Regions from separate parts of the Homo sapiens genome. Here region 2 is linked to region 1. A link is an interaction called in ENCODE POLR2A ChIA-PET data of the cell type or tissue named here. Cell type or tissue: PC-3. All regions are shown on one strand. Links, peaks and the distances in the headings refer to the core of each region. The heading gives the core; the rest is flanking DNA.

The links. ChIA-PET counts read pairs that join two places held together with the same protein. Peaks named below come from ENCODE experiments on the same cell type or tissue, not always from the same donor. Only the 100,000 strongest peaks of a DNase experiment are listed, where the experiment ranks them.
Region 2: POLR2A ChIA-PET joins it to region 1 with 6 read pairs; 2 of 35 experiments call an interaction of 5 or more read pairs at or near these places.

Annotation. Positions count from the first base shown.
Region 1 is chr9:89,045,209-89,057,903 of GRCh38, reverse strand. It overlaps SHC3 (SHC adaptor protein 3), which reads left to right. Exons shown (of 12, transcript NM_016848.6): 7 at 5,741-5,867; 8 at 10,910-11,060; 9 at 12,071-12,158. Among named protein-coding and RNA genes, the nearest start is that of S1PR3, 60 kb to the right of the region's middle. In PC-3, for the core only: no CTCF peak of the experiment used is centred there; no DNase peak of the experiment used is centred there.
Region 2 is chr9:89,147,478-89,160,172 of GRCh38, reverse strand. The region is part of intron 1 of SHC3 (SHC adaptor protein 3); the gene reads left to right. Among named protein-coding and RNA genes, the nearest start is that of SHC3, 25 kb to the left of the region's middle. In PC-3, for the core only: no CTCF peak of the experiment used is centred there; DNase peaks (open chromatin) are centred at 5,392 and 6,372; H3K4me3 peaks cover 812 bases; H3K27ac peaks cover 2,643 bases.

The sequences.
Region 1 (12,695 bases), core at 4,475-9,474:
CCTCCCTAATCCAGGATAATCTCATCTCGAGATCCTTAACTTAACCACACCTGTAAAAACTCTTTTCCACAGGTTCCAGATGGTCAGGGGGCATGACTTTTGCGGGGAGGAGGGCACCCTTCAATCCACTACAGAGGTATATTTTTATTTATTTATTTTCAGTGTCCACTGAAACTCTCCCTAGATCCTAGGGCAGGGCCTTGTGCACAGTAGATGCTCAAAAAATGTCTGCTAAATAAAGTCTTCAGTAAATATTTTGTATATGTTTTTTTTTGTGCTCTCGTCCAGGAATTTCCCTAGGCTATGTACCTGGAGGCCAAATCACTGTTTTGGACATCCTCAACTTTTCTGAAATGGTCATTTTACTTTATAATTCCAAGGGTAGTATATGAAGTCTCCTTTTATTCAACAATTGGCATTTTTAGACTTTTAAATTCCCACAAATCTGATGGGTGCAAAATGCTATACCCTTATTACTTTAATTTGCCCTATCTGGGGCTAGGACATGTACTGAGAAACTCATCATAGCAGGGTGGCTGAATGTTGGATTTCTTACTCTTCTCTGATTAAAAAAAAAAAAAAAAAAAAGAAAAAGGAAAACTGGATCAATTCAGAGTGCATGGCTACATTGAATAAACAAACTAAGGTTGTCTGACCAGTCAGAGATTGAGGAGCCCTCGTCTCTCTGGTAGAATTCATTCGTTTTTGATATTCCTTTTAAGGTGTGTGGGTTATCAGCTCACTAAGATGAAAAGACAGCCGTCCTTGTTGAGCAGGACATTTCCTCATTTGAGTAATGACTTCGAATATCTCCAAGGTTCCCCATGCCCTGGCCAGCTGCTCTGGAATGTGGCTGGATCAGAGGCTACTGGTGTCTGGATCAGCAGCCACTGGAGAACCCCAGATGGACTGTGGGAGCCAAGCCACCCTGGAGAGGCTGATGGACAGCACCTGGGACCCATGAAGTGTGAGGCTGGGGTGTGGCTTCCTGAAAGTGGGGCATGGATCCCGATAAGTTTTTTGCCTTGGCTTGGGCAGGGTCTCGCTGTTCACACAAAGCTTGCCGAGGCAATGGCCTATGCCAGAAGTGTGCAAACAGCCCACTGTGTGGGACATGAAGGCTGGAGCATTGGCTCACAGTTCTAATCTGGAAACAGGACGATCTTAGCCCGTAATAGCAGAGGAAGGGCAGGATGGCTGCACAGCAGGCAGGGCTCTCTGCTGCCAGCCCATGTGCTGGGATGTGGGGTGAGCGGCGAAGCAAAGTGGGTTCTCAGCTGTGTGAACTAGTTTTAACTGAACTAAACCTCTTGGAGAGAAACTGTACATTAGGGATTACACCCATCATGGCAGCTCAAACAAATAAGAAAGAAATGGAAGAGGTGGGTGGGTATGGTGGCTCATGTCTGTAATCCCAGCACTTTATCACTTGAGGCCAGGAGTTCGAGACCAGCTTGGTCAACATGGTGAAACCCTATCTCTACTAAAAATTAGCTGTGTGTGGTGGTGGGTGCCCGTAATCCCACCTACTCGGGAGGCTGAGGCAGGAGAATGGCTTGAACCCAGGAGGCTGAGGTTGCAGTGAGCCAAGATCGCGCCATTGCACTCCAGCCTGGGCGACAAGAGTGAAACTCCATCTCAAAAAAAGAAAAAGAAAAAGAAAAGAAATGGAAGAGCTGATAACATTTACTTCCATTTTGAAAACTTCACAGGCTGCATTTCACAGTAAAAACACTGATCATCTATTCATATAAGATAAGAAATCAGCCCTTCCACATTCAAGATGATTAAGAAATGTACCTCCAGGATGGAAAGATGAATTTTTATCCATCATAATAACAATAGATCACACCTAATGTGGTTGTGTCTTGAGATACTGACTGACAGAGTAATGCTTTCACGGCTAACAAGACAGCTTAAATTTTTATTTTTCTCTTTATTGCATCCTTTTTGAAGACAAAAGATATCTTTTAAAAGATGTTTTTATGATACACATAATATTAATACAGGAATGCACGTTAATAATTTACAAATAGACACTTATTGGGGATGCATGGTTGGAAAGTTCTTTGTGGTAGGCATGAGTGAGAAGCAGCATGGATAACTGTGACTTAGAGAAGGGATTCAGTGGGTGTGATGGGCATTCCTAATATCCTGCTCTCCTATCCTTCCAAACTTGCAAAAGATGGCATCTGCCAGCCCCCTCCTGCTTGGGAGAAGCCCATGACAGTTCTGTGTGACGGGCTAAGAGCAGAACAGAAGGTGCATTTGGTTCTGGTGCAAGGCCCTGCTGTCTGTTTCTTCTGCAGATTGTGGGAAAGGCCTTGCGTTGAGTTGCAAGATCAAAAGATCAAACCAGCCTGGGCCACTGAGGCACCACAAGAGGATGGCTGCCTTAGAGAGGTGCCCAGAAATGAGTAAGCAAGAATGAAATGGTTGATTTCAGCCAGAGACGTTGGGATTGTTTCTTACTGTGGCATAACTTGCCCACCCTGACTCACAGAATAGGTGTCACAGGTAGGGTGTTGAGAGCGTGCTTAGATGAACAAGCCTCACACCAGTTTACTGGATGCCCTGTTGCAGCAGGCAGATGGCCGGGGGCCAGTCCTGAGCGCCAAGCCGGGAGCAGCTACTAGCCTCTGGGCTTATTTGGGGAGAGGAGGAAGCTGAGAACTGGAAGTCTGGTGGATTGGGATGCATCTAGGTACTGCCTTCTCATTCACCACTGTTAACCATTCTTCAGGGAGCGGGAGATGTGAGTGGACATGCCAGGAGCTACCATATGGCTGAAAGCCACCACATCCCCAGCTACTACAGTGTGACTACAGAGCCACAATACATTCCTAAGGGAGTGGTTTGCTTTCAAGTTGCCCATCTCAGTTATGGAGTAGTCCTTGTGATGTGAGCTCTTGAAAGTCCCTTTGCTGATGTCATGGCTCAGGTGGCTGCTCCGGGGCAGCTTGGGCTAGTGCTCTTAGAGAGTGGCTTCAGCTTTTTTTATTGGCGGGGCAAAATAAGAGAGAAACCAGTGTCAGCAAAGGATCCCTGCTTTTAAGTAAATGAACTATTGCAGGCTGTTGGTACGAGTTTCCCCAGTGGGCAGTTTCCTCAAATGAGGACTGTGGAATTCCCTGTCTTGCTGACCTTGTTTACATTGAGCTATGTTTTAGATTTTGCGTCATTTGGAATCTCGATTCTGTGCACGAATGGGCTGCATACCTCTCTTGGTTTCTTCTCCATTGTTTGTGAATGACATCTTTGGTTTTGTTGTTTCCTCAGGGAGAGGTGAAGCCCAGCAGGCTGGATGACTGCCTTTGGGGAAGGCCTCATTATTTAGTGCACACATCAAATCACACAGGGCAGGCTAGAAGATTGTGGCTTTTGGCTAAGTGTCAATACTCTCAGAAGAAATACCAGGCCCAGAGAGACAAAGTCCAGGTTTAACTGGTTTTGGAGTGAGTTTCTGGAACATGTAGAGGCCATTTTATAGAAGGAATCCTCAGACCAAAGCAACAGGTGACTTGTTTTCTCCATTCATTGAGGACTCTGCCAGGTGCCAGGAGCTGCAGGCATGAGTTAATTCCCGAGAGTCCATGGGTCTACTCACAATCTGCAGGGCCTGCCCCCGAGTTAGTCACTTGGAGTAACATGCCCATTTCTCAGCATGCTAGAGTGCTTTTACCTCAAGCCCTGACCTGCTCCACATGTCCTGGACCTTTCCCACAGAGGCCCCTTCCCAGGCTTCATGCTCTCAGGTGTGTAGAAGGTTAGTAGCATGTGGATGAGATTGTACAGCCCACTCTCAGTAAATCGTATTCTTCGTTCTTCATCTTAAAGGCTAGGATACCTATTTTCTCCTTAAAAAAAACAGGCTACCCTTTCTGACCCTTTTCCAGTCTTTTTTCTCATTCTCCAAAACACCGACCAACCAGTCCTGTTGGCTGGTGCTGATGCTGGACAGCAGGGCCGGGAGGGGCGTGGCACAGGACAGGTCAGGGGAACGAGGTGTCTCACTGGCTTTCCCTTGCTCAGGCCTGGACTCCTACTTCCTTCTTAGCTGGAAAGATGGTTGCATTTGTATCAGTCAGTGACCTGCACAACTGTAACAGCTGCTTGGCATTGCTTTGTGACTACCTGGGGGCAATGCTTAGTAAATAATAATGTCAATACTAAAATAATATCAATAATTGATCATCAGAAGACAACCAGGATGTCTGAACCTTTGTAGACACATCTCTTGGCAATATCTAAAATAACACTGCCGTATCCAAGGGGTTGCATTGCCCCCCAAAGCAGAAATACATTTGTACTTGCTCTTCCGAGGAAATACATTTCCTGTGTCCACAGAAGTCTCCCTGCCCTGGAGTCTGGGAGAGAAGGAGCTGAGGCCCCAGGGCCTAGCTGGCTGCCTCCGGGGTAAAGTCCCAGTGCCGTATTATGCTGAGAGGCTCCACACTGTGCAGAGGCATCCGTGTCTGTCTCTCTGTCCCCTCCCTGACAGCTTTCATCTTTCCAGTATGTACTGGCTTCTCCTATAGGGAGGGCACAGTTCAGTGTCTCCCTAATCACTGCCAGGGCTGGGGAACAACAACTCATGAAGAAATGCATCCTCCTCACTGCAGGGACCAACGCGGCTTTTGGAGGAACCCTCCTTGGCATACGATTGTCGGCAGGAGAATGGTGGGGTGTGATGAAGGCAGCTGTCATCCTTCCCAGGAATTCCTGAGAATTCCTTTATCCCATTGGTAAAAAGATCATGCTAGGCTCCTCATGGCGACAGCCCTGTGGCTCCTTCAGGAGGGACATGTGGACGCTTATGGTAGGGCACGGTGGAAGTGGGTCTGGAGAGTAGAGGTATTTTCCAGTACCCTGGAGAAAAAGTACTACTTCCTTATGAGGCAGAGGCTGGCCCTCTTTTCTCTGAAGGTTTCACATAGATAATCCTGCAGCCTTGCCACTAGGACATCATGTCCTTGTGTAACAGCTGGTGCCTGCTTCAAGCATAAGGACTGCTCCAGGCCTTACCACCAGGCCTCATTTTGGCCTACCGCCACCCCTAACTTTTATCTACTCTTTACACAAGCTGCTTTTCTGAGAATCTGCATGAATAACCAGTCTCAAATTTACGTAGATGCATGTGTCATGTTATTGGCATGGTCACACTGATAATTAATATCTCTTTATATTCATCTTCAAAGGTTTCCTTATTGTTTTGAGTGGCCACATATGGTGATCAACACTTTACCCCCACTAAGAAGCAAGTGAACTACTTGCTCTAAGTCCACTGAATAAATCAAGATTCACTCAACAGATGCTGGTTTCAGTCCATTTTTTAAGGCCTCATGGGTTTGAAGGGACCTAGTTCATGTCGAGATCAGGCTCTTTGTCGTGCTGAAGTCTCCTTCTAAACAATTTTTCCCTATTGATGTCAGAATTGATGCTTTATAGACTAAAGAAATTGAAGAACATCAAATTGAACTTGAAAAATCTTTAATTTATTTAAAAATGAAACCTATAATTTTGTAGACAATAGGCTATTAAGAAATGCATGCCTATTGTGAGATGTTATAGCTGTAGGATTCCCTACCTGGAGATAAAGCTGTGGTTGGATCTGCTAGGACATATTATGGAAGAAGCATGCACCTCTCTGTCCCTGTGTCCTCAGCAAGGGCTCTTTGTAGAGGAGCCCAGGTAGCACCAGTGTCTGTCTCTAATAGGCCCATGTCACTTGCTTTCCCAGCTTGTCACATTTTGGAATGCTGTGATGGGCTGGCCCAGGATGTCATCGGCTCCATCGGACAAGCCTTTGAGCTCCGGTTTAAGCAATATTTACAGTGTCCTACCAAGATTCCCGCTCTCCATGATCGGTGAGTAGTGCTGTGACACCATTTGCAATAGCCTATGTGGGTTTTATGACCTTTCCTCTTAAAACCACATCCCTGAGCTGTGTTCTGGACAGGCACAATTAATCACAGGGCTTCCTGGGCTCAGAGACACCTGGTCGGTGCTGGGATATGGCACAGAAAGCCAACAGATGGAAGCCAACATATGGATGATGCTTTGAATGTGTAGAAAAACATTTTCTTGAAACTATAGTGACGGTCGCCAAGGTTACAGAAAAGCGACTTCATTATAAATTTTTTTGTTCTGTTTCCTCTGCAGCCATGTGATGGTTCCATATGTCACCTCTTTGGGTCTATGTTACCACCGGTTCTGTGTGTCCCATTGTCCTTGTCGTTACGATTAGCCAAAGTCGTGCTACAAGAGGTCCCCTCCGTGAGGCACTGTGCTGGCTACCGGCATAGTTTCGGCTTCGCTGGCCTTTGCAGCTTAACAGCTTGGTAGTTTGTTTACCTTCCAGGTGGCCCTGAGCAAGTTCTGTAAACTCCTTGAGTCTCAGCAGCTTTATCTGTGAAGTAGGAATAAGAATGGCACCTTAGGTTTTTTTTTCAGTGTTTAACAAAATAGTGAGTGTGAAGAGGAATTGGGAGATGTTTAGTTTATTATAAAAAATGTTCAGGTTCTATCACTGAGTTTCCTTAGGATGTAAGAATATTCCATACAGCATCAAGCATTAAAAGAAAAGTAATATGGGGCATATTGGTCATTCAGTATTCTGTCCTTGATTGAACTTGCATAATGAAAATCTATTCTAATGTTGTGATCGCTAGAAACAAAACTTTACTGTTCCTAAATTTACTCTATACTTTTTTCAAACTTCTAAAGCCACATTCTTCTATGCCTTAGTTCTAGAGTCAGACTCTACCTTTGTTCTTATGATTATGAAGACTTCTTTCATCTCCCTTCTCAGTCTTTGCCGTTCTTCAAAGAGACTTTTCATTTCTTTTCCTCTTTCCCTGGAAAATTCCGTTTAAGACATTCATTTTGGAGGTGCCTCTGCAGGACCCACCATTTCCACATTGCTAGAAACTTCACTCCAGAGGCTGAAAATGCTAGAATTCAATTCTCCCTTATGGCCATCATATTAAAAAAAAAAAAAGAACGAAAGAAACTTCAGCAAGCTGGGACAGGAGGATGTGTATAGAAGAGTTAGAGGCAGACAGTGACAGCAACCCAAATGTAGGTAGGAGACTGAGGAAACAAATTTTTTATTTTGTGTATAATGGGACATAGTAGTTAATAAGAATTCACCAATATACATGTACTACCAGCATAAATCTCAAAATTTATAATGAAATAAAAAAGAGCAAGTTACAAAAGGATATGAACCATTTATGAAAATTTTGAAAACATAAATGATTGCATATATAGTATATGGATAAATAAATGTATGGAAAGACTATAAAAACATACACAAGGCCGGGCACAGTGGCTCACACCTGTAATCTCAGTACTTTGGGAGGCCAAGGCGGGTGGATCACCTGAGGTCAGGAGTTCAAGACCAGCCTGGCCAACAGAGTGAAATCCCGTCTCTACTAAAAATACAAAAATTAGTTGGGCATGGTGATGCATGTCTGTAGTCCCACATACTTGGGAAGCTGAGGCAGGAGAATCACTTGAACTCGGGAGGTGGCGGTTGCAGTAAGCTGAGATTGTGCTGCTGCACTCCAGCCTGGGTGACAAAGCAAGACTCCATCTCAGAAAATCAAACACACAAACAACAACAAAAAAATGCAAAAATGCTATACACAACTCCAGGATATCTGAAGACAGGACAGAGGTGTGGGTAAATGGGTTGCATTTGACTGTATTTGTCAAGCATATACCCCCTACACCATTTTATAATAAAAATGTTCCAATATACACAAAGAACTGTATAGACAACATCTAGCTTCTACCATTAACATTTTACTTATAATATCACATATCTATGTATCCATCCAACGTAAGTTTGACAAATTTTATTAAAAAGGGAAGCATGTAATTGATAAAAGAAAAATTTCAGCCGAATTAAATTTAAAGGAGTTTAATTGAGCAATAAACAATTCCCAAACAGAGCAGCCTCCCAGCCAGAGTAGACTCGGTGACTCCAGGGCAGCCACGTAGTGGAAGAAGATTTATGGAGAGAAAAAGGAAAATGACTTACAGAAAATGGAAGTGAGGTTCAGAAATAGCTGGATTGGTTACAGCTCGGCGTTTGCCTTATTTGAACACAGTTGGAACAGTTGGCCGCATTTGATTGGCCAAAACTCGGTGATTGGCACAAGAGTAGGCTACAGTCTGTTTACACCTCCACTTGTATAGTTCAGGATTTACAGAGAAACCTTTAGGCCAAATTTAAATACGTAAGGAGGTAGCTTTAGGCTAAACTTGATTTAACATAATAGATCAAAAGGTTAACACTTATTTAATCTCCATGGGGGATGCATAAGTATATTTCATATTAATTATTATGCTAGCCTTTGTTTCTGAAATGTTGAATAAAAGCCAAATAAATGCTATTAAGATAATACACACAAAAATGAATGGAGGGAGTTAGTTTAACTACCATACTTCTCTGGCAGTGTACATAATGTATGAAGTTCTGTATGTGTTTGTATGTAGTGAAGTTTGAAGGACTTTTGGGGAAAGAAAATGTAGTAGACAGGATCTTATCCACTGAGAAAAATGTCGCCTCCAAATGCAAGTATTGGCATATCATTTCTGGTTTTGTTTTGTTTTGTTTTGTTTTGTTTTGTTTTTAAGAGGGAGTCTGGCTCTGTCACTCAGGCTGGAGTGCAGTGGCGCGATCTTGGCTCACTGCAAGCTCCACCTACCGGGTTCGCGCCATTCTCCTGCCTCAGCCTCCTGAGTAGCTGGGACTACAGGCGCCTGCCACCACGCCCGGCTAATTTTTTGTATTTTTAGTAGAGATGGGATTTCACCGTGTTAGCCAGGATGGTATCGATCTCCTGACCTCGTGATCCGCCCCTCTCGGCCTCCCAAAGTGCTGGGATTACAGGCGTAAATCACCGTGCCCGGCCGGCATATCATTTCTAAAGCAGAGCAGTGACAAGGGGCCCTGCCTGTAGCTTCATACTGTCGGTGACCTGACACCCCCCTCACCTTATCCTGCAGAGGCTCCTGGTGTCCCGCAGGGTACTATCCGAGAGCGGGGTGACGGGGATCTCCTGAGCTTGCCCTGCCTTCCGTTTCAGCTCCGCTCCTCCAGCAGGGTGCAGCCTGGGAACATGAGAGAACCCACACTGCATCCAGCTGTTCCAGCCCCATTCTCTGGGGACACTGAAAAACAAATCAGATGCCACTAAGACTCCATTTATTATTATTTTTAAAATTGATAATTCATATATAATCAAATTGCTCTTTTAAAGTTTACAGTTCAGTTGATTTGTTATATTCAAAAGTACAATTATCACCATTAATTCCAGAACGTTTTCATTACCCCCCAAAGAAACTCTATACTCATCAGCAATTACTCCCCATTCTCCACTCCCCACTCTTCCACCAACCACTAATCTACTTTCTGTCTCTATGGATTTGCCCATTCTGGACATTTCATATAAATGGAATCATACTGTATGTATCTGGCTTCTTTCACTTAGAAGAATGTTTTCAAGATTCACTCATGTTGTAGGATCTGTCAGTATTTCTTTCATTTTAGAGTTCTTAATAATATTTGAGTGTATAGGTATATGACCTTTTGTTCATCCAGTCATTAGTTTATGGACAGTTGGGTACTTCTACCTTTTTTTTTTTTTTTTAATGGAGTCTTACTCCATTGCCCAGGCTGGAATGCAGTGGCACGATCTCAGCTCACTGCAACATCCACCTCCCGGGTTCAAGCAATTCTCTCGTCTCAGCCTCCCGAGTAGCTGGAACTACAGGTGTGTGCCACCACGCCTGGCTAATTTTTGTATTTTTAGTAGAGACAGGGTTTCACCATATTGCTCAGGCTGGTCTTGAACTCCTGACCTCATGATCTGCCCGCCTTGGCCTCCCAAAATGCTGGGATTACAGGCATCAGCCACTGCGCCCGGCCCTACCTTTTAGCTCTTATGAACAATGCTACTGTAAAGATGTATACAAGTTTCCTTATGGACATATGTTTCAATATTCTTATGTATATACCTGGGAGTGAAATTCTGTGGTCATATGGTTATGCTGAAACTGCAAAGCTATTTTCTAAAGTGGCTGCACCATTTTACAGTCCCATGAGCAATGTGTGAGGGTTCTAATATCCCCACGTTCTTATCAACACTTTTTCTTGTCCATCTCTTTGATTATAGCTACCCTAGTGGGCATGAAGTGGTCTCTGGTTGTGGTTTTGATATGCATTTTCCTGATGACTAACGATGTTGAGGAACTTTTCATGCATGTATTGGCTTTTTGTGTATCTCTGGAGAAAAGTCTGCTCAAATCCTCAGCTCATTTTTAAGATCGGGTTGTCTTTTCATTGTTGAGTCGTACGAGTACTTTATATATTCTAGATACATGTCTCATTTAAGATACATGTTAGCAAATATTTTCTCCCATTTTGTAGTTTGTATTTTTACTTTCTTGATAATGTCCTTTGAAGCACAACAGTTTTTTCAAATAGCAGAAGGGAGAATTTTGAGAGGTTCATATTCTACCATTTTCCCTCATATCACTAAATTTCCATTTTGTAGTTGGTTTTGTTTGGGATCAATTTCATGGCTTACAAAAATGTGTGCTGTCCCTTGAGGAGCTGGCTATCCTTAGGCATAATTTCTTTTTTAATTAAAATGTACTTTTACAAAAGGACATCCTTCAAACATGATTGAAATGTTCCAATGAGTGAAACTCTGAATATGGCAGAGATATTTTGCTAAACCACTCATCTGCTTTTCATCTATGCATGAGACCTGGATGGCTGAGGAGGCACTGACTAAACTCTCTTTTCTTAATAACAGGCGCTAACATTAGATTTGTTGATTTTGGCTGCAAGTTCAACTTTTGGCTAAAGCCCTTGGAAATCTTCCTTTAACAGAATGCAGAGTCTGGATGAGCCATGGACGGAAGAGGAGGGAGATGGCTCAGACCACCCATACTACAACAGCATCCCAAGCAAGATGCCTCCTCCAGGGGGCTTTCTTGATACTAGACTGAAACCCAGACCCCATGCTCCTGACACAGCCCAGGTAAGTCTTATAGTTTTTTTCTTATATAAGGAATGGAGGCTAACTCTACTTTATTTCCTTTTGTTTTCTTTGGTTTTATTTCAGGCTGATGTTCTGTTTCATTTTTGACACAGTAAATCATGAGCTTTCTCTCACTGGATTTCATGAGGCATGCAGATGAAGAGAGGCTTTGGGTTAACATCATAAAGCATTGGCCAAATGCTTTGGAACTGTGTGGTGATTCCTGGGATATGAGTCTGGGGGTGTCCTCTGTACCCTCAGACATATTCCATCATACTGTGATCTCAGTGAGGGAAAGAGAGAATTTAAGATTTTAAAAAGGCTTGGGAGGCATTGGGTTCTCTGAAAAGGAGTGAATATAGACGCTTAAAATGATGAGAATTTTATGAGTTTTCTATTTTATTCATTCCCTTGTTTTATGTCCAACTCAAAATTCTAGTAAGGCAATTGCTTTCTAGAGTTATGATATTTCTGTTTTGTTATAGGAAATTTTTTAACGTTACTACCTTATGTGAATGATAATGACACCACTAAAAATGGCAAAATAACGTTGAGCTCAGGGATCTGACACTGAGAGGGAATTTCCTGATTTTTTGAAGGAAATTTCCTGGTTTACAGAGTGGACTTGACCAAGTGTGAACGATCATGGGCGTATGTGTTATGTGGGAAGTGTGTTCTGACACATAGATACTCTGTAATTGAAATTTATTTTAGGACATACATATGGAAGAGCTTGATTTACAGTCACACTTCGGGAGGGGTGGGGGGGGTAATGAAAACAAGCGGGGGGGCATGTGTAGTTTTGATGGAGATGCAGCCTTTTCCTCACACCCACACAAACTTATTTCCCAAATCTTAATGCCAACCATGAGGCATGAAGGGAAAATTGGGTGTAACAGAGGATGCGAACCACCTTAAGGATCAACTCGCCGACTGTCTTGTGGCTTTCAAAAGTGGTGAAATGAGAAGAAAATAATTTTTTCATTCTGTGTATTTACATGTGTCTATAGTTTGCAGGAAAAGAGCAGACTTATTACCAGGGAAGACACTTAGGAGACACTTTTGGCGAAGACTGGCAGCAAACACCTTTAAGGCAAGGTGAGAGGCAAGGTGAGATGGGTGAGAAACACAAAAGACACTTTTCAAAAGTAACATGCTCACCACTGGGTCGCCTATTTTCTGTGGACTGACAGAGTGACCCCTGGATATATGTGCTGTGTGTGTTGCTATAGAATCCTGACTAGACTATAGAAATAGAAGCAACGGTGTGGTCAGGCGCGGTGGCACACGCCTGTAATCCCAGCACTTTGGGAAGCTGAGGCGGGACAATCACCTGAGGTCAGAAGTTCGAGACCAGCCTAACATGGTGAAACCCCAACTCTACTAAATAAAAAAATTTGCCGGGTGTGGTGGCGGGTGCCTGTAATCCCAGCTACTCAGGAGGCTGAGGCAGGAGAATCACTTGATCCCAGGAGGTGGAGGTTGCAGTGAGCCAAGATGATGCCATTGCGCTCCAGCCTGGGCAACAACAGCAAAACCCCATCTCAAAAAAAAAAAAAAAAAAGCAACAGTGTTGCAGACATCTCCTGGCACCAATCAGATAGTGCCTCCCTGCAGCTCCAGGACCATTCACAC
Region 2 (12,695 bases), core at 3,355-8,354, 100 kb before region 1:
GGGACACCTGACACTACATATCAGCTGTCATTTGTCTGTAACATGGGCTGTAGCCCCTTAGAGTTGGAATGCACTCAATCAGGGTTAAAATCCTTGGGAAGCAGGGTCTGTGCGAAGTCCTCCCATGGCCGGGATTTCCCTATTAGATGAAGTGACCAGTGTGTTGCTGGCCATTGAGCCTTGCACTCCATGACCTCTGTGACGGTTAATACTGAGTGTTAACTTAATTGGATTGAAGGATGCAAAGTATTGATCCTGGGTGTGTCTGTGAGGATGTTGCCCAAGGAGATGAACATTTGAGTCAGTGGGCTGGGAAAGGCAGACCTTAATCTGGGTGGGCACCATCTAATCAGCTGCCAGCATGGCTAGAATATAAAGCAGGCAGAAAAACTTGAAAAGGCTAGACTGGCTTGGCCTCCAAGCCTACATCTTTCTCCTGTGCTGGATGCTTCCTGCCCACGAATATCCGACTCCAAGTTCTTCAGTTTTGGGACTTGGACTGGCTCTCCTTGCTCCTCAGCTTGCAGGCAGCCTATTGTGGGACCTTGTGATCGTGCGAGTTAATACTTTATAAACTCCCCTTTATATATATGTATCTATTCCATTAGTTCTGTCCCTCTAGAGAACGCTGACTAATACAACCTCCCTTCATCTGGGTGACATTTGCCCTCTCAAGCCCGGCAGAACGGAGCTCCTTCCTTACCAGATGACAGTCCTTGAAGTAGCTAAAGAGGTGTTTTTCCTTAGCCTTCTCTTCTCCAAGCCAAACATTTCTCACTTCCTCAACAGTTGTGATCCCACTGTATCTAGATTCTCTTATTGTTTACATTCTGGTTTGTAAATTAAATTTAAGACACCCTGCTCATAGTAAGGAATGAGGTTGAGTTACTGTGTTGGCCACATTTGGCCTATATTCTATCTGTAGAGTTTTGTCCTATCCTAAGAATAATTTGGTCTTTAGTTCATGTGCCTACATGACTAAGAGATAATTTAATCTTTGTCTAAGATATCACTACTCTTTTTTAAAGAAAAGATGGTAGAGCTTTCTTTATGGCTTATTATGACCTACAAGCAGAATTATTGATGGTTTTCAAAGTCACACATTCTTTTCTCAAAAGGCCTAATACAGACTCATGTCTACCCTGCACACTTCTACCCCCTACTATATGCTATGGTCCACTTGACTACTATGAGTTTCCAACTATCAGCCTCTGTCATCAAAATTCAGGCTTGTAATTGAGAAAGCCGGTGGAATTTTCACTGAGGATTATTTTGCCCACCCAACAAAGCAAATGTCACACTACAGAGTGGTAGGGTAAATTCTGGTACATTTACACTATGGAATAGTACTATGTAGCCATTTCTAAAAGTGAACTAGAGTCCTATTACAGTTGATTTGAAAAGATTTTTACAAGGAATTGTTGAGTGAAAACAGCGTGGTGAAACAAAGCATGTGTATGAACCCATCCTTGTAACAGAAGCAATCACAAGAAAGCATGTATATATCCACAATTATAGTTGGAGACTTCAACAGCCCGCTAGACAGAATAATCTAGTAATTGATACCACTAGCCATTGATGGAACTACTAGACAGAAAATCGCAAGGATGGACAAAAGCTGAACAAAATAATCAACCAACAGGATCTAACGGACATACATAGAGCCTTCCACAAAATCACAGCAGAGTAAACATTCTTTTCAAGTGTTCATGAAACATTCACCAAGATATACCATGTTTTAGGTCATAAAACAAATCTAACCAAATTTAAAAGAATTAAAGTCATACAGAGCATGGTCTCTGATCACAATGAAATTCAATTTAAAATGGAACTAAATTAATAATTGATAATAGAAAAACAATAAGAAAATCTCCAAACTTTGAAATTAAACAACATGGCTGCAAATACTTAATGAGACAAAGGAGAAGCTTCAAAGGAAATACAAAAAATACATAGAATTGAATGAAAATGAAGCCACAACATGTCAAAATATATGGGACATAGCAACAGTGCAAAGAGGAAAATTTATAGCACCAAATGCTTACCTTAGAAAACAGAAAAGTTCTTCAATCAGTAATCCAGCTGTCTACCTCAAGAAACTAAAAAAAAGGGTTAAAGCAAGCAGAAGGAAGGCAATAACAAAGATAAAAGCAGAAATCAATAAAATTAAATATAGGAAATCAATTGAAAAAATCAATGAACGCACAATCAGATTTTTTGAAAAAAATTGATAAAATTGATACACCAGCCTGGGCATGGTGGCTCACACCTATACATATCCTATGCACTTTGGTAGGCGAAGGTGGGAGGGTCACTTGAGGCTCAGAGTTTGAAGCCAGCCTGGGCAACATAGCCAGATCCTATTTCTGCAAAAAAAATTTTTTTTAAATTAGCCTGGCGTGGTGGCAGGATGCCTGTAGTCCCAGGTACTCAGGAGGCTGAGGCAGGAGGAGCACTTGAACTTGGGAGTTGGGGGTTGCAGTGAGCTATGATTGCACCACTGCACTCTATCCTGGGCAACAGAGAGAGATCCTGAATAAAAAAAAAATTGTTAAACTTAGGAAGATTGACAAAAATTAAAAAAACATTTTGGCAATATATTAGTTTCTTGTTGCCAATCTAACAAATGACCACAAATTTAGTGACTTAAAACAACAGAAATTTATCTTACAATTCTGGAGGTCGGAAGTCTGCCCTGAGACTTACAGGACCACAGTCAGGGTATCTGCAGGGCTCATTTGTTCTGGAGGCTTCCGGGGAGAGTCTGCATCTTGTCTCTGGAAGCTTCTAAGGCTTCTAGCTGTGAGAACGCTTTGGCCTGTGGCCACATTAATCTCTGCTTCCATTATCACTTTGTCTTTTTCTCACCTGTGGTCAGATTTTCCTTTGCTTATCTCTTATAACGACCCTGTGGTTATATGTATGGGCCACCCGATAATCCAGAATGATCTTTCTATCTCAGGATGTTACTGAACTGAACTGGGGTCCACTCACCCAGTGCAGTAGGGCCAAATATTTATTGAGGTTTGTAGTGGGAGAAAGGAGGGTGTTAGCGGGAGGGTATTTAAGTGTAACCCTTACTTGTAGGGTGCCAAGTAAGGAGAATTGGGTTGCTTACGCTTGACACCCGACCTCCCAGATGGCTTAAACGTAAGGGTTTATGGAGGCAGGGAGGCATAAGTTATAGGCAAGGTCATAAATCAACACAGGGAGGCTATACATTGGTTTGACTTAAAAAGACAGGACATCTCCAAGCAGAGGCCCACAGGTCATAGGTGGATTCCAGGATTTTCTGATTTGTGATTGATTAAGGAGTCAAAGCTTTGTCTAAGAATGTGTGATCGGCAGAAAAGAAGGTGAGCTCTGGTTCATAGGCATGACCTTCTCCAGGCCCCTCAGGAAGAAATTTAGAACAAAGAATAGCAATCAGAGTTGAGTCCTCAGCCTCTCCTTACCTGAGATCTGTGTGCCAGTGGCTCCATTTGGTGGGGTCTAGGTTTCTGGAAAACAACTCAGGGACATATTTTAAGATGTTGTCTTTGGTTTTTACAGGGAACCAAACATCTTGTGACTTTAGTTTGTTTGGCTATTAAGTTTTTTTTTGTTGTTGTGGTTTATTAAGTTTTTATTTACTTTTTTAGGACTAGTTAAGTGACTGGAAGTTTTTTGAATGCACCGAAGATTAAAAAAATTATGTCTTTGGGGGCCCACAGGCTCCTAAGAGGGGTTCCTGCTCTGTTTTAAGGATCCTTAACTTAATCATATCTATGATGTTTCAGTTCAGTTTCAGTTCAGGGTCTTCCCTGAAGTTATTAGATGTCAACTGGGACTGTAATCGTCCGAAGGTTTGACTGGGGCTGGAGGGTCCACTTCAGGATGGTGAACTCCTATGACTGGCAGGTGGTATCTGGCTATATGCAGGAGGGCTCAGTTCCTTTCCACATGGCCCGCTCCATATTTTTCCCATAGGGATTCTTGAGTGTCCATATGACATTGTGGATGGCTTCCCCCAGAGTATGCAGCAATCAAGGCAGTAATAGATTTTATGACCTAGCCTTGGGAAGCACACACTGTCACCTTCACAGTATTTTATTGGTCACATGGGTCAGCCCCATTCAATGGGGGAGGGCACTCTATAAGGGCACAAATGCCAGGAGGCCTCAGAAACATAAATATTTTTGCTATGGGTATAGATTCATGGGTTTTAGGCTGGAAGAAACCACAAAAATACCCTGGTTGACAGTAAGAATCAGTCCCATTGATGATAAAAGATGGAATTTAAAAGCTTAATAGGGACAATTTTCTTCTGCAAAGAGGTAGATGGGGTGGCATGAATTTCTTGTGTTAGAGACAGTTTTAACAGATGAACCCTCAGGTGCCAAGTCAGTTAACCAGAGCTGGGTTGACAATCAGGGATTTAGGAGGGAAAAACCCAAGGCAAGGAAAGTCCTTGTGAATGTGACCAGGTGGAGAAACAGGTAGATGACGATTTGCCAACTCCATGTTCAGGGGCTGAGCTGAGGCCAGAGTCGGCAGCTGGTATTTCTTCTCCAATGGGCTACTTAGGGTGGCTTTTTGGGCTCAGTGGCACTCCAGAACAAGTCTAGCATATTGGCTGGTGGTAGCAGGACCTTACTGACATTCCATATGGAATGGAGCTGGAAGCAGTCCTGTGAGGTCTGGGTGACACTCGCACATCCTGTAAGGATGGAGAAGCAATGGACTAGGGAGCTGAGACCCCCAAGACCATCATTCTTGCCCAGGCTTCAGAGACAACTGAACTTCTTCTTGGTCATTCACACCAGACTGGAGATGGCTGAGTGGTTGTTCCGTAAGAGCAAGGAGAGAGAAGCCGGCTCCGGGAATTAAGGGCGTGTGGCATCGGGTAGAATGCAAGCCAAGCATTCAGAAATGGTCCAGTCCAGTGAAATGGAGGCTTGTATTGAGTCTGGGGCCCAAGGCTGAGAGAAGGCTGGCTCCGTCGAACCAGAAACAGCACTGAGAACCTGGCTGGTGGCACCGGCTTCAGCTGCACAGAGAGGGGGTCAGCAGGCCACACAGGGTCATCCTGACCAGCAGTCTTTTTTGTGGGGTGTCGTGAAGAAAAGCAATGCTCAAGGGTAGATAACGAATTTTCTAAGACTGAGCAGCCAGCTTAGTGGCAGAGTGAAAATGAGAATAGAAGTGGAAGTACACTGGAATGAAGATGGCTGCTTAGTTTTATCTGCCTCACCCACTAGCTAGAACGTGGCTTTAGCCATAATACCAATATGTATTTTTGGAACATTCCTTTGCTCTTTTCCTTTGACTTTGGATAGCAGATGTGGTCTATTGCATTGCTGTGATTTTCAGATGAAATCAAGCACAGTGGTTTACTTTTAACCAAACCCCAGTCATACTTCCTCTCTCTGACTCAGCTTCCTTGTCGTACGTAAGATTGATGACACACGCCACCAGCTCACATTTACAAAGGCGTTCTAGGTCTTTTGATGAACACCTATATGGCATTTATATTAATATAATTTTCTCTGTGAGAGGAGAGATTTAAATGAGAGTTGTCTTAGTAGCTGAGGAAACAGATACATGATTAGGGGAATAGCTAATTTCTTGCCTGATGTAATGTATGGAAACTGAGAAAAGCCTGGAAAAGGAGGTTGGAAAACTGAAAGTGGGTGGGCACCACTTTTCACACCCAACCCTCTTTCCATGCCCAAAACACCGTGGGGCATCCCCTCCTCACAGGGCCTGTGTGCTGGGCTGCACTGACATGCATTCCGGCTCAGAGTTGGCTTCACCCTTAACAGCGGGTACTGGGACTCTGTGGACACATGGACAACTTTACTTAACTCTAAATCGGGGTGTCCAGTGTTTTGGCTTCCCTGGGCCACATTGGAAGAAGAAAAATTGTCTTGGACCACACATAAAATACATTAACACTAATGATAGCTGATGAGCTAAAAAAAAAAAGAAAAATCACACACAAAAAAATCTCATAATGTTTTAAGAAACAGAACGGCTTCCAACCAGTTAGTAACCTCCCAGGGGTAACCACTATTCCAAGCCATCCTGGGCCACATATAGCCCATGGCCAAGGGTTGGACTAGCTTGTTTAAGCCCTCCACTTCTCTTGGATGATGCCTGTCATATGGAGGTGCACCTGCACCTCAAGTTCTTTATCTGTAAAATGGGTGTAACGGCAGCACTCTGTTTATAAGGTCGTCAGGAGGAACGAAGGGAATGTCTGTGAAAGGCTCTGCGGAGTGCCTGGCAGGTGGCAGAGGCTCACTGAAGGTCCGCAGTCTGAGCCATCCCCAGTCCTACTGTTAAACCCAGAGCTCACTTCTCCAAAGCCCCATGAGTCAGGGCCAACCTCGCCTTTAGTCATATTTCCTTTATTCAAGAGAGAGTACTGTGATATCACATGATAGTGACTCCAGCCGTGTGTCAGCTCAGCCTTTTAGCTCAAGTGAAATTTGTTCTGCTGAAGGTGATGTCGTGGCACCGTTCTTGCCACCCTTGAGGTGGACAGGAGGTTGAGACTTGCTGGGGTGAAAGCTGGAGTGACTGAGGGGCCTCCCTGGCCCAAATGAGGGTTCTCAGCTTTACAGCTTTGGGAAATCACTTTTGGGGCCACAGCAGTAACAGCATGAGCCAATCACAAAAGGCAAAGGACAAAGTGATAACCAGGGAGGAGTTTTGAAATGCTCTGAGTGAGAGCAGCGTGGATGAAACGCTGTGAGTGAGAGCAGCATGGATGTTGGGGTAGGTGATGTTTGTGGTGTTAGTGCTGAAGTAGGCGATGTTCATAAAAAGCTCCCAGCGGCCGCTGCCTTATAAGTAGGGCATCAGACAACATTCTCATAATACCAAGTTATTCTGGGGGGATTGCCTATGAATGATTTTAACTTTTTGATGCTTGTTTGTATTTTCCAAAATTTTCTGCAATGAACATACATTATTTACTAGGAAAAGGTGAGTGTTAGAAAGAAAATAATTTCAAGGACCCCTTAAAATAAATGATTTTTTAATTCTTTTTTACTGAGCACAACATACATAGTAAACCACAAAACCTTAAATAATCAGCTCAACGAGCACATATTTATACACACATCACACCAGTGCAAACATCAACAGACTAAGATCTAAAGCAAATTTCCAGTCCCACCCCCTGAGTTCTTTTGTATTTGATACCTCCCAGGGGTATCCACTCTTCTGACTTCTGTCACCATTGATTAGTTTACGGCAATTATCTTTTAAATTAAACAATACTAATAATATTTGGTCAAATTAGCACTATTAAGTATAGCCCATTTTTTCTAAGTATGGATTGTATCTTTTAAATCAATTCAAGGTATTATTTAGAAGAGAGTTCATAAATATATAACTTTGATGGTGCAGAATCCTGTATAAAGTACATTAGACAAATTAATTTATGAAAAGTAGAGTTTCCCTTTGCTCAAATACATATAAATGCTTGTAATAAATCATCTTAATTTTAACATTACTGAATCAAGTCATTTTGGAACTTCACATTATTCCAATGCCAATATCAGACGGATGTGCCATGTTATATAAGCTGGAGAGTGGGCAGTGGTTGACTTTAAAGAATTGTGAGAAGGTGCGATTGCACACAGGCATCTAGAACATGTGTGGTGGACTTGCTAAGACAGTTGGACATAGATATTGAGGATGTCTATGGTGGACCCACTAAGACTGCCAAGCCACAACTAACTTGAGCAATTCTGAAGGATTTTGAAAACGTAAATATTCTGGAGCAGAATTTTGCTTGAATTTCAAATGGTCCTGTAAATTGATTTCATTTGACCTCTATTTTTTACAGTGCATGGTAATTGATCTATGCCCAGGCCAACTGGCCACCACTGGGAGAGGAAGAACAACCCATAGGATTCGGCTTAAAGAGATGCCCAATTCACAGGACTGTGGATTCTCCCGTTTTTAACAAGTGACAATTCACTAAGTCAGAGTTAAGACTTAGGAGCTTGATTGCAGTGTTAGTTTACATCCCATATCTTTAACTCTAATTTTCCAGAGAGCAATATGTAACATATGGCCACTTCCCCTGACATAATCTGAAGCTACTCAAATCACTAGGGGCTGGCTCCGCTAACAATATAATCCTAGAAAGAGAATCATCAAACATTATTGCAAATCCAGAAGTCTGGGCACAACCTTACTGAATCTGAATACTTTTAGTACTGAATCTGAATACTTTTAGTTAATAATATTTAGCTTTCTTTTATTAGGGCAATACATGCTAATTGCAGAAAAAGAAGGACATAAAGAAAAACATAAAGAAGAAAATTAAAATCACCTATAATCATAATCCTCCATGATGATGTCTTAAAATGTCCATGAATTATTTTAGCCCTTATTTTTATTTATGCAAATGTGAGATCAGGCTCAATGATTCCCCAAATTGTTAAATATTATTGGCAGACATAATTTTTAATAGCTGCATAATATTCTATCCTGGAATATGTAAAGAATACTTACAACTCAACAATAAAAAGAAAAATAACAGAATTTAAAAACAGCCCCAAATTTGTCTTAGTCTGTTCCTGCTGCTATAACAAAAATACCTTAAACTGGGTAATTTACAAACAACAGAGGCCTGAAGTCCAAGATCAAAACACCAGCAAATTCAATGTCTAATGAGGGCTTTCTGCTTCATGAATGGCTCCTTCTCATGTCATTCACACATGGCAGAAGGGACAAGTGCTCCCTTCAACCTCTTTTATGAGGCCACTAATCCCATTAATGAGGACAGAGCCCTCATGACTTTATCAGTTACCAAAAGGCCCAACCTCTTTATATTATCACATTCAGCAGCAGGTCTCAATGTATGAATTTTGGGGGGACACTAACATTCAGACCTTATGAGGATTTGAATAGACATTTCTTCAGAAAAGACATACACCAGCCTGGGCAACATAGTGAGACCTCATGTCTACAAAACATTTTAAAAAATAGCCAGGCACCGTGTCACATGCCTGTAGTCCCAGATACTCAGGAGGCTGAGGTGGGAGGATTACTTGGTCCCAAGAGGTTGAGGCTGCAGTGAGCAGTGACCACAGCACTGCACTCCAGCCTGGGAAACAGAATAAGACCATGTATCAAAAAAGAAAAAAAAAAAAAGACATGCAGATGGCCAATAATCACATGAAAAGATGCTCAACATCTTTACTCATTAGGGAAATGTGAATCAAAACCATAATGAAATGCCACTTTATACCCTTTAGGGTATAACAAAAAAAGCTATAATTAAAAAAATGGACAATAACAATTATTGGTGGAATTGAGAAATCAAAACCCAGCTTAAAATACACAGCTGGTGGGAACATAATATAGTACAGCTGCTTTGGAAAACATTTTGGCAGCTCCTCAAGTTAAATACAGAATTACCATAAGACCCAGCAATTCCACTCACAGGTATATACCCAAGAGAACTGACAATGTATATTTACACAAAAACTTGTACACAAATGTTCATAGCAGCTTTATTTACAATAGCCCCCAAATAGAAACAACCCAAATGCCCATCAATTGCTGAATAGATGAACAGAAGGTGGTATATACATACAACGGAATAGTATTCAGCCATAAAAAGGAGTGAAGTACTGACCATGCTACAACATGGTGAATCTTGAAAACATTATGCTAAGCAAAGGAGCCAGACACAAAACGGCACATATTGTACTATTCCATTTACATGGACTGTACAGATTTGGCAAACCTATAGAGACAGAAAGTAGATTAGTGATTACCAGGGACTGAGTGTGGGAGAGGATGGGGAGTGGTTGTTAAGGGGTATGGGTTTTTTTTTGGGATTATGAAAAAAGACTATAGAATTAAATGGTGATGGTTGTACAGCATTGTGAATACAATAATCTCCTCTTATCCCTGGTGGCAATGTTCCAAGACCCCCAGTGGGTATCTGTGATCATGGATAATACTGAACCCCATACGTGCTATGATTTTTCCTATACATACATACCTTTGATAAAGTTTAATTTATAAATTATTCACAGTAAGGGATTAACGACAATAACTAATAATACATCAGAACAATTATGATGACAAGTCAGCATCACTACTCTTGCACTTTAGGGCCATTATTCAGTAAAATAAGGGTTCCTTGAACACCAGCACTGCAGTACCATGACAGTCAGCCTGATAACTGGGATTGTTACTAAGTGACTAAGGGATGGGTAGTATAGGCAGCCTGGAGATGCTGGGCAAAGGGATGATTCACACTGCGGGTGGAGCAACTGGGGCTTCATCATGCTGATCAGAAGAGTGTGCAACGGAAGACTTATTAATTGTTTATTTCTGTAATTTTCCATTAATATTTTTGGACCCCAGTTGATTGTGGGGAACTGAAACCACAGAAAGTGAAACTACAAATAAGGGGGATCTACTGTATACTCAAAATCACTGAATTGTACACTCTTAAAAGGTGAATATTTATGGCATGTGAATTATACCTCAATATAAAATACTTGTAAAAAGTACAGCTATATTAAATAAAATGAACCAGAGGTATGTGGGAATTTGACTTCATTAGAGTTCTAGGATCTAAAGGTAGGTAGCAGTTATCCAGATGAAGAGGGGAGGAAAAAAGACTTTAGACGACAGGATCCTAGTGTGAAAAGGTCTTAGGAAGAGGGGTGCAGAGAGATTGATCATGCCTCTTCTTCATGCATTTTTGATTATTTCCCTAGATTAAGTGAAAAGGATGGGACATTAAAATTTAAATAAAATGTAATTTCTGAAGCATTTTATAATGCTTTATTTTACAATGAAGTTCATTGTAAAAATTATAATATTCAGAGAAGTAACAAAATGAAAAGAAGCCACCTTGTAGTCACATCCTGCAGAGCTGGCAGAGGGAGGAGAAGGAGCCCTAGTGCACTATGAGTGGATGTGTAAATTGGTGCAAATTTTAGGAAAAGCGAATTGAAAATCCTTACCACACCAGTGTGCGGTGGAGACTAGTCATTGTTTAGAATGCAGCATGTCTAACTTGCTTTGATTATGCACACAGCGATGCCACTTGTCCAAAATCCATGCCCTCTCATGTAATTCTCACCATATTCCATTCTTCAGGCGAGTAAACAGAGACTCCACAAGCTCAAGTAATTTGCTGAATGTTCACACATAACATTCCATGAAGTGGGCCTTTAACTGAGGGCTGTATGACTCCAACTTCTATTCTTTTCTTACTAAAAAGCAGAACGCAGAAATACATGCAAGTTTTATAGGGCTTTGTCATATGCCAGCCCAGGGAAAGTGACGTATGCCTTTCATAAATCTGTAGTCTCAGGCTTTTTAAAGAACAAAAGATAGAGTGAAATTTGGAGTCAGTGACTTTTTCTTCTTCTATGTGAGTGCTTGGCACATAGAAACAGTTAATCAATGTTGAATGGTGTAATTGTGGTAAATTCAGCTTAAAAGTGTACTACCAGGTAATATTTACACTTAGAGATTAGGTCATTAACTTATAGAATATCCATTCATCTTATATAACCTGTGATTCAGTTTGGAAAATGTCAACTTATTGATCTATTAGGAAATACATCTGAGCCCCAGTTGAAAGTTACCTGTATCCTTTTCAGCGTATTGCTCTAGACAGGAAACAATGGGTACCCAGGTAAACTGAGAGAAAAAGTTGAAATTTATAGCAATGGTGCTATATAGTCTTCTTTTCTCCCCCAAAATCTGTGCAGTTTTTTCAACAATGTCTTTTGAAATAATTACAGAGTCACAGGAGGTTATAAATAGAATGCACTTTTTACTCCTTTCTTTCTTTGCTAAGATCAGATTCCATTTTTTTAACCCTCATTGTTCTTGAACTACAATGTCCAAGTTCTCAAACATCCACCTGAATTCATATAGCTGAGGGGAAGGCCTATTTAATCGCGAAATATCGAAATTCCAGACTGATTTCACAGAAACGCAATCAGACAATGTTCAAGTTCATTACAAATTGCAAACCAATACAAATTGGTGCTAATAAGTGAAATAAAAAGTTAATGAAGAAATTATGATTCATGAGATTCCTGCATTATCAAATGAAGTACTATCAGCTTTCCAGTCCTACTCACTAGGGGTTTATCAAGAGCGTCTTTAACTTCATTAGCCCTTAGTGAATACATTCAACAACATTTATTTTGTACCCATTACATGTGAGGCCTTAGTCATAGGCAGAGGAGCGAAGGCACAGCCTGCCCATGTGAGTGACAAAATATACACCTGGGTTCTGGAGCCTGTGCTGGGTGTCTGGGTGATGGGGCAAGGCTGACACCGACTCAACATTTCGGAGGTGAGCTGGGGTGTCAGGCTATCATCAGGGAGGAAGGGAATGTCAACACCAGAGAGCCTTAAAGCTTTAGATTTCCTTTGTTTTGAGTTTCAGCAGCATGATTTCCTTATATTCTCGGTGCCTACCTTTTTGGTGTAATAAAAGGGGAAAAAGGCATCGTGCAAACTGGCAAAGAAGTCAATGTTAACAGGACACAGAGCGTTCTATTTCAAGATCAGAAAGGTTTTTACTCGAGGAGTGAGGAGGGCTTTCTTGGCCACATGATATTTGATACAGATCATTAAGGATTGAAGAGATCTGAGAAGTGGAGAAGGGGAAGCGGAGAGGGAGGGAGGGAAGGAAAAAAGGGATT